Linked DNA regions of Homo sapiens: region 1 is linked to region 2. A link is a contact called in ENCODE Hi-C or POLR2A ChIA-PET data. All regions are on one chromosome and are shown on one strand. The core of a region is the stretch at or near the end of the contact, and the rest is flanking DNA. Distances in the headings are between cores, read along the strand shown.

Region 1 (4,754 bases), core at 1,246-3,745, 2.2 Mb before region 2:
TAAACAGCGCTAACCACAGTAGCCTTGATTCAGTTTTTAATGGTGTTTATTCTTAGTTATATGACATTTAATTAACATGTTAAATGAACTACTGATTTAAAATAAGAGGCAAAAGGAAAATACCATTAAAATGCTAGCTAATGAAAAGCATTAAAAATATAATTCTGCATTTTTGCCAGAGTCATCTTCACCCATCCATATGTTTCACCTACTACATCACATAGAATATTACAAGGATAAATATATCGATGATTTACACCCAATTTCGCTCTTCATTTATTGGGAATAAAAACGAGCATAAGCTTGTAATCCCAGCACTTTGGGAAGCCGAGGCAGGAGCCTCGTTTGAACTCAGGAGTTCGAGACCAGCCTGGGCAACATAGCGAATCTCTGTCTACACAAAAAATATGGCCGGGCGCAGTGGCTCACGCCTGTAATCCTAGCACTTTGGGAGGCCGAGGCAGGTGGATCACAAGCTCAGGAGTTTGAGACCATCCTGGCTAACACAGTGAAACCCCGTCTCTACTAAAAATACAAAAGATTAGCCGGGCATGGTGGCATGTGCCTGTAGTCCCAGCTACTTGGGAGGCTGAGGCAGGAGAATCTCTTGAACCCGGGAGGCGGAGGTTGTAGTGAGCTGAGATCGCGCCACTGCACTCCAGCCTGGGCGACAGAGCGAGACTCCATCTCAAAAAAAAAAAAAAAAAAAAAAAATCTGGGCTTGGTGGCGTGTGCCAGTAGTCTCAGCAATTCAGGAGGCTGAGGTGGCAGGCTCACTTGAGCCCAGGACGTCGAGGCTGCAGTGAACCATGATCCCACCTCCTGCCAGTGCACTCCAGCCTGGATGACAGAGCGAGACCCTGTCTCCAAAACAAAACAAAACAAAGAGCTAAATCGGTAATGTTTCCTTTACAAACAACCTGAAACCTTCTCTAATCATTTAGAAATAAGATACAAAAATGACAAAAATAATTCGATATTTTAAACAAAAATGCAATAATTACAAGCATCAGTAATGAACGCAGTTTTTGCTTAGCTTTAATTCTGTAAAGTGTACTTAATTTTAATCTAGAAGTGTAGAAGTATTACATACATCCGAAATCATGTTTTTTTCTTCTACAGTCGAAAGTTTGTATTACATGTAAAATAGGAAAAAAATATTAAAATTTTTCGAAAGCGAAAAGTCTACTCAGCAAGTTTTTGGTATTTATTAATGGTTTTACTTTTGCTAGACACAAAAATGAAATACCGCTAAATTAGCTCACAGAAGAGTTCAGGATTCTATAGACTCAGGAAAAGCCTGTCCTAAAACTGTTTTAATAAAGGCTGAAAATAGACACTATAATACAGTCTTTAATAATATACAATGTGTATTCCTCCTGATGGTGGTCTTGCTTGACATTTTAAGCATAGCCCTATTTTCCTGTGAAGATAGCAGCCAGTTCTGCTTCATGTCATAACAACACTTGATTCATGTAAGCAGCTGCTACCTATGCCATCACAGTACACATAATTGCTAAATGTAGGGTTCAAATAATCGTAAATGGACACTAATATGAAAATCAGACTGTTTTGTTGTAACAGCAAAAGTTTTAGAAACAAATAATTTTAGTATCTACTTAGTACAGTAAGCATGAACATATAGTATACAGCTAGGCACAGCAGTAAATTGTTGGAAACACTAACATTTATTGTTTACGAACATACATGCAGTGTTTACACATTTCTTAAATGTTGTCTTTAATGCTGCTGATAAACGAAAGGATAAAAAGTCCAACAAACCACAATAAATGTCAATGGGTGTTATTAACAACATGAAAGAACTCAGTAGCAACAACCACATTTAAAGCTACAGGACTCGAAAGTTCCGGACTACAAATCCCAGAGTTCCCTAGAGCCCAGGCGGAGCTACCTTCAAACTGATCGCTTTTTCACCCAATGACAGCCAGAGAATCCCTAAACCACATTCAGCCCGGCCTGAAGGGCTGGTTTCTTCGCGTGAAAACAATAAGGTATTACGTAGACTTTCTGAACACGAGTGGTAGTTTCAGGGCCTGAGTCTAACTACTAAATTATTTCTCCCCGCATTAGTCTCCTAGTCATCTTAATAACTCTCTACCCAACTCTGGCTCGGTGGAAACTCGGAACGTCTAAATGCTGAAACTCACGTAAATCAGTACCAGCGGATGCATCCAGTCAGCCACGAGGAAGGCGGAATCCGCCTTATTCTTGCCCTTTATTGGCCACGCATCCCACCAATGGGGCCATTAAACTTCCGCTAACGCAGCGTACGGCGTGGTGGTGTGAGCGTTGTACGTACGCTGGGTCTACGAAGGGGCAGGCGTTCTGCTTTCGTCCAATCGGAAGCTAGCAAGAATTCCCCGGGCCGCTATGCCCCACTTCTTTCGCGTCGCGTTACGGGCCGCCTCTCTGCAGCCGACCAATCCTCTTGATTTTCTTGTGCGCATTACCCAATCAGAGAGGTCGAGGCGGGGTTCCACTTGACCGCTCTAAGCCGCCGCGCAGCCTGCGTTTTCTCCGGTACAGGTTGAGGCTACTAAGGTACATTTTGCTGGGCCAGGCTGGGCGGGTCCCCGGGATGGGCAGCCCTCTCGACGAGCGGCGACGCCGTGGTTGAGTCTAGAAAGCTAGAGTTGCTGGACAGCTATCGCGGGAGCGCGGAGGGAAGTGGGAGGTCTGGACGGAGTGTGCACGTGTTGGCAGTCTCGCTCCGCCGTCGGAGCCACCAGGTCAAACCTGTGCTGGCCCTGGCCAAAGAAACTTCTGCGGGTCAGGCTGCTGTTGCCGGTGCAGTTCCCAGTACTTCCTCTGGGGCGTTTTTCAATAAAAGCCAAACGCCCTTGCTCATTTTCAGGGAAAGACCTGTTTCCTCCTGCTCTTTCCTCTCCACGGATACTCTCCCCACCACTAAAAGGGTTTAGTATAATCCTTTTGTAGGCCAGAAAGCAGATTTTCACTTGGGAAGAGACGACCCGTAGTATGGGATGTGGTATGATACCAGCAACTGGTCTATTATATCATTTAAACCACATGGCTATCTAAAGAGGTAGGTACTGTGAGTGTTCTCATTTTCACGCGAAGCAGTGTTAGACATTACTCATTCTTGTGTTTTCTTTAGCTTGTCTCTGACAAATTGTGGCATTCAGCTTCCATGGATGTAAAATTAAAAGATGGTATAATTTGTAAAATGTTGCTCCTGTTTTCTTTTTTGTTTTTCTTTTTCTTTTTCTTTTTTTTTTTTTTTTTTGAGATGGAGTCTCAGGCTGTCGCGCAGGCTGGAGTGCAGTGGGGCGATCTCGGCTTACTGCAACCTCCGCCCCCCGGGTTCAAGCGATTCTCCAGCCTCAGCCTCCCGAGTAGCCGGGATTATAGGCGCCTGGCACCACGCCCGGCTAATTTTTGTATTTTTAGTAGAGACGGGATTTCACCATACTGGTCAGGCCGGTCTCGAACTCCTGACTTCAGGTGATCCACTCGCCTCTGCCTCCCAAAGTGCTGGGATTACAGGCGTGAGCCACCGTGCCCGGCCGTTTTCTTTATTAATTTGAAATTATTTAAAGTCAATAAAAGCCTGGGCGCGGTGGCTCACGCCAGTAATCCCAGCACTTTGGGAGGCCGAGGCGGGCGGATCACGAGGTCAGGAGTTCGAGACCAGCCTGGTCAACATGGTGAAACCCCCGTCTCTACTACGAATGCAAAAATGTGGCGGGCGCCTGTAGTCCCAGCTACTCGGGAGGCTGAGGCAGGAGAATCGCTTGAACCCGGGAGGCAGAGGTTGCAGTGAGCCAAGATCGTGCTACTGTACTCCAGCCTGGGCGACAGAGTGAGACAACGTCTCAAAAAAGAGAAAAAAAAAAGTCAATAAAACACACCTAGAAGTGAATTAATCGATTGTTACCAAGGTAAAATGATCTAGAGGAAAGACATCGCAGTAGGCACCAGTTACTGACCTTTGACTGGACAAGTCAGCATCAGCTTTTTCACCTGTATAATTGAAATAAATACCAAACTTGACTACTTAGAGTTCTGAGGATTAAATAATTTAATAGATACAAAATATGTTACCGATGAAAGCCACGTGACTGTTTCTGCTTTTCAAATTCTTTCTTGTGGAGCCTGGACTGCACTGCAACCTATGGCCGAGTAAAACAGTGGTAACTTGCAGTCAAGTACCATTTAAGTGAGAAATCCTCTGAAACGTCTATGGACTGCTTATCTCCTTGTTCAGTATTCAGGAATACTTTCCTGTGAATGCAGCTATGTTACTTACCTGGTTTGTATTCTTACCTTAGATTGTTGTAGCTATTGTAAAGCAAAAGTAAGATCAAGCCCATGTAACTACTTTTTGGGTTCTTTTCTCTCACTTTGTAAATACAGGGTGTTTTTCCAGACGGGAGTGCGGTGGCACAGTCTTAGCTCACTGCAGCCTCGAACTTCTGAGCTCAAGTGATCCTCCTGCCTCAGCCTCCCAAGTGGCAGGGATTACACACGAGCCACTGTGCCAAACCCGTGAAGTTTTTGAGTTGTACTTTTGTACTAAAGTCATGACTACTTTTTCTGCAACTGACACTATGAGCTGCAAATACGACTGAAGATGCTACTGCTTTTTTACTTTTTCCCTATGTGCTTTAAAGAACTACATTTTCAGTGATTTCCATGTGTTTAAGATATTTTCATTTACTTGGTAGAAAATACAAGAGAATTTTGATAAATCTGAACTGGAATGGTCTTTA
Region 2 (4,533 bases), core at 315-2,814:
TTTAGGGAAGTACTGGAAGATGGATTATGGTTGTAGTGAGTCACTCCTATGGCAGAGAGGGGTTTCCCAAATCCCACTCTAGACAGAGATGGCAAAGATGACTGTTTCTGTATTTAAACCTGTGCATAGAACCATTTTGGTTTTTCTAAAGTCCATTTTCCTAGAAACTGAGCCTGCACATCTGTACAGCTTTACCTGAGGCTTTTGGCTTCTGTCAGGTGAAGTCTGCCCTGACCTGTGTGGTAGGAAATCTCAAGGCCAGGAGACCGGTTTAACATCACTTCTAAAGCCAAGTGGCTAAGCCCTTTGTCCCTGCTCCTCTCTTTTGTCCCTGATTCAGCCAACCACAAGTACAAGTCATTAACATGGGGTGATGAACACCGGTGGGAGTGAAAGCAACTCAGAAATCCCTTTGTCCCACACCTGGTGTGAGTTACAGGTGTGGGAGGCAGAGGAGCTGCTGCCTGGTGATAATAGAATTCCTGTCGTCACTTGCTCTGATGCCACTGACCTGCTGCAGTCTGGGTCCACTCTCTGCCCTGGCTATCAGTTCAGAACTATTCCTTCCCCAGGCCCAAGGGGCTAAAAATATCCCCCGAATAATGGCTGTCAGTATAAGTAAGGTGCATTCCCTAAGGCCCCCTCATTAAGGGCTGTTCGATAGGAGTTAAAGCTGATGGGCAATTTGTATGAACAAGAGACATAACATCCGGGTGGATGAAAGTGCTATGCCAGGATGGTACCAGTGACAAGATGATACTAACTAAGGAAAGTGACTGGAGAGCGAGCATGGACCAGGCAGGGCAAGATCCTGTAAGGTCACTGGGGCAAACATCTTTGGAGGCATCTGCTCAGCTCATGGTGATCCCTTCCTCAGCATTTACCCATGCTCCAGCCTGGCCGCATGGGTAAACGCTCAGCATCTGTGCACAGCCAGTTAGATCAAGCTGCACCTGCTCAGAGTCTCTTTTCCAGAAAACTGAAACTGAGGTAAAAAGCTTTTAATTTAGTCTAGGCTGTGTGCAGGAACTGAGGAAACATGAGTTAGGAAACGGAAACTGCTTTTGCAGTGTAAACGTGGGAAATGCCTGGGTATAAGAGAGTGGAGAAAGACTGGGTGGGTGGATGGACAGGTGGGTGGGTGAAGGAGAAGAATGAAGCAGAAACATAGAGTGAGGCAGAGACAAGAGATCAGGGAGGGTGAGTGAGCCAAGAGCAAAACTGCCAGGGTTCCTCATGTCTTTCTGGTTTCAGATCAGCCGAGAGAGCTGGCCAACTCCTGCCCTTGGGTTGCATGAGACATCCGTTGTACCTCTGAATCTTTATTTTTAGTTCTTTTTTTTGCATAGCCTTAAGAAAGTTTTCTTACTACCTGAAGTAAATTTTCTGCTACCAGGAGAATTTCAGCTAAAATACACACAATTTTTGTTTTTCTTTTTGAGACAGGGTCTTGCTCTGTCACCCAGGCTGGAGGGCAGTGGCAGGATCATGGCTCACTGCAGCGCTGAACTTCTGGGCTTAAGTGATCCTTCCAACCTCAGCCTCCTGTGCGGCTGGGACCACAGGTTTGTGCCACCACATCTGGCTAATTTTTTGTATAGACTGGGTATCTTTGTGTTGCACAGGCTGGTCTTGAACTCCTAGGCTCAAGCAATCCTACCTCGGCCTCCCAAAGTGCTGGGATTACAGGCGTGAGCAACCATGCATGGCACACACACCCATTTTTAAGGGGTAAGAAGTTTCCTTATTTATTTATAAATCTGGGATAATAACATCTATAACTACAGTGATCATGTAAAGATTAAACCAGAAGCCAAGTGCCTCATACAGTGCCAAGCCCAGAAAAGAATCTCAATCAATAGAAGCTATTGGTACCACTACATTATATAAAGAGGAGATTTTGTGCCCAGTGCCCAAGTCCCTGGTATGACTAAGAGGAAGCCCAGGGCAGTGGCGACACCTGGGCTCTGGGCCAGGATGCTTGAGGTCCAAGAGCAACTCCTGCTGTGCTGTATTTAGCTTCTCTCTCACAAAACTCACTTCTGCAAAATGGGGATAATAAGACAACCCAACTCACAGGTTTGTGAGGATTAAATGATTTAAGCTAAGGGCTTTGAATAGTGTCTGGCATACCATAAGTGAAATGCTCAAGAAATGTTAGCAACTATTATTATCCTCATCATCATGAGTGCATCCACTGCAGCTTCAGCCGCCATGGCCGTCTGCTCCCAGGGCTCCAAAGGGCCTGATGCATGAGGCATAGGAAGGCCCCTTGGCTGTGGCTGTGGCACACGTGGCAGTGAGCTGCATGCACTGGGTCTCGAGGCCTCCTTCACAGACCTCCAAGACTGGCGGAGGTACACACACACTCACAAGTGGACAGGAATGAAACAGCAGCCGAAACAGCAACTGCAGCAGCTCCCCCAACCCTCAGTGTGGGACAAGGGTATAGAGGGTCGAAGGAGGTGGAAGGAGTCCTAGCCCAGCTGTTGGGACACAGGGATGTTTCCCGATGCTATATGGTAATGGCCTTGACCGGGTAAGGACTTTTCTTTCTGGGAAATGCTTGCTAAGCAAGGGGTTACAAAACTAGATTTGATAACCAAAACATACTAACAAAGGTTTCAGTTCTGATAAGTTTTCTAACACTGACTGGTAATTCATATTTTCTATTTTAGGGGCTTTATAATAATTATTATTGCAAAACAAATGCCCTCCTTATGTACTAAAAACATATTACTGTAAGCGAGACTTTTTATAGCAGTTATTCTTCCTTTCTATAAAGTTGATTCAATCTCAGAACCAGATTGCAAAGATTTGTCTCCATTTAAAGAAAAAATCTGTTGTCTCTATGATTTAAAGACTGCATTTGAAGATGTATCATTCCAGAAACCAAGGCAGTAGGAAATAGCCACCATACTCAGAATTATAGTGAGGATGCAGATTACCTTTTGGAAATAATTCAAAGATAGACATAACACGTAAAAGTTATGAAAAATGTAGCTATTGCTTTAAGGCAATGTTAAGCTGGGAGCCACATCTATTCTTACTTACCCAAGTTCTAAGAACTGCCTTGGAGTATTTCTACATGAATAACAAGCTCATGCTGTATGAAAAGCTGCAGAGTGCTATTGACGGCTGGGGGAAAGGAGAAGGAAATCTCCGTAACAGATAGCAGTGTTGAACTTCTCCTAAGTACCGTTGCTTTATTATTTTTCTCAGACAAAGTCATCTACAGGGTGAGCAGGGAGTTCAAATAAACAGGAAACAGTTACTGACGTCAAAGAGGTCACAGTGGAAAAGCACCCGCATGAGGAAATCTGATTGCACCATGTCTGAACTGGAAATAACTTGAATTTAACCACATTAAGAAAGATTACAAAGGCTTCAAGGAAGAAACAATGAGAAGGAGTCTAATGGCTGCATTTTTTTTTTGAACTTATCATTTTGCACAGCCCAGAAGATGTCAGAGGTTAATTCAATCACCCAGCAACCCCTGTGTCAAGCCCACAGGCAAGATACATCCTGTCTGAGCTGAGACTAGTCTTTGGGAAGGTGAAATATGTCCTGAATATAACAAAGCCTTAGGACTTTGCATTTCAAACCTAGAGGGACACACAGCTCTTTTCAAAGACCAAGTGTTTTCCTAGTAATCTGGATGCATTATAGCCATCTCTCATAATGAAACCTGACAAGGCTTACTGGCATATATACAGTAGACCAGGGAAACAAAGAGGAAATCTACCTTGCAGTTTAACACACTGTGAAACATCCAGGCCAGGATGTTCTTTAAAGCATAAATAAGTGGTAACATATGATCAGGGGTACAGCAGAGTCAGAGCACAAGTCCCCTCTTCCTGATGGAACCTCCTTTGGCATTTCTGGTCCACATACAGCTTTCCAGTATCATTGTGTAGGGCTGGGATGGATCTGTGCACTTGGTCTTCTTTTCCATGGGGGACCGGAAACCCTTGAAGGCAGAGCCCAGATACTAAGTGAGATATCTTTAATAGCACCAAGCACAGTGCCTGGCCAATTGTGAGGGTTAATAAATGCTTCAAGAGTGAACATAATAGGAACCATTTTTGTCTCCTGGTAAAATTTAAAATGGAACTTTAGAAGAGCTGGAACAAACTGCCAAGATTCGTTTCACCCAACCATTTTACAGAAGCAAAGGGCAAAGAAGTGAAGTACCTTGCCCATAGTTAAAACAGTTTGTGGAAGAGTTAAGTAGGACAATCAGGTCTGCTGATGCTATATTTTCCTTTATAAAGCTTTGATTTTTCTATTTATAAAACTAATTACATATCCATAGTTCAAATGTAATTACAAAGTAAATAGATAGAAAATTGAGAAGAAAATAAAGAAAATTCAAATAAAATCACCCTAATCCTGACAACCAGATATAGAAGTCTCAAGCTTTTAGCTTCCAAAGAACTGGAGATTTCAGGGCAAATAAGAAGTTTTCAAGGTAATGTTAACTAGATTTAATTTTTCCTTTGTGTCCTAATTATACTTAACATTTTATAGCAT

The links. A loop is a pair of places that touch in the nucleus more often than their neighbours do. ChIA-PET counts read pairs that join two places held with the same protein, here RNA polymerase II (POLR2A). Pooled maps may share reads with other maps.
Region 1: a loop to region 2 is called in a map of CD4-positive, alpha-beta memory T cell, with 7 times the contacts of the local background. The contact joins the promoter of WDR89 here to the enhancer-like site in region 2. A Hi-C loop is called at or near these places in 1 of 168 maps with a recorded cell type or tissue (CD4-positive, alpha-beta memory T cell) and 5 of 50 pooled maps. POLR2A ChIA-PET finds 5 or more read pairs at or near these places in 1 of 52 experiments (activated CD4-positive, alpha-beta T cell).

Annotation. Positions count from the first base shown.
Region 1 is chr14:63,639,612-63,644,365 of GRCh38, reverse strand. WDR89 (WD repeat domain 89) reads left to right here and starts at 2,495. Exons shown (of 3, transcript NM_080666.4): 1 at 2,495-2,562. It overlaps LOC105370532 (a long non-coding RNA gene), which reads right to left and starts at 2,305. Exons shown (of 3, transcript XR_001750790.3): 1 at 2,169-2,305. RefSeq lists enhancers at 1,914-2,183, 2,594-2,693, 2,248-2,907.
Region 2 is chr14:61,475,767-61,480,299 of GRCh38, reverse strand. All of the region lies in intron 9 of PRKCH (protein kinase C eta), which reads right to left. Among named protein-coding and RNA genes, the nearest start is that of PRKCH-AS2, 67 kb to the left of the region's middle. RefSeq lists enhancers at 576-745, 1,343-1,512, 2,590-2,649, 3,283-3,362, 3,473-3,572 and a cis regulatory region at 1,427. Within about 2 kb of position 1,564, at least 37 of the 41 ENCODE cell types and tissues checked have a DNase peak (open chromatin) inside an H3K27ac peak, as active enhancers do.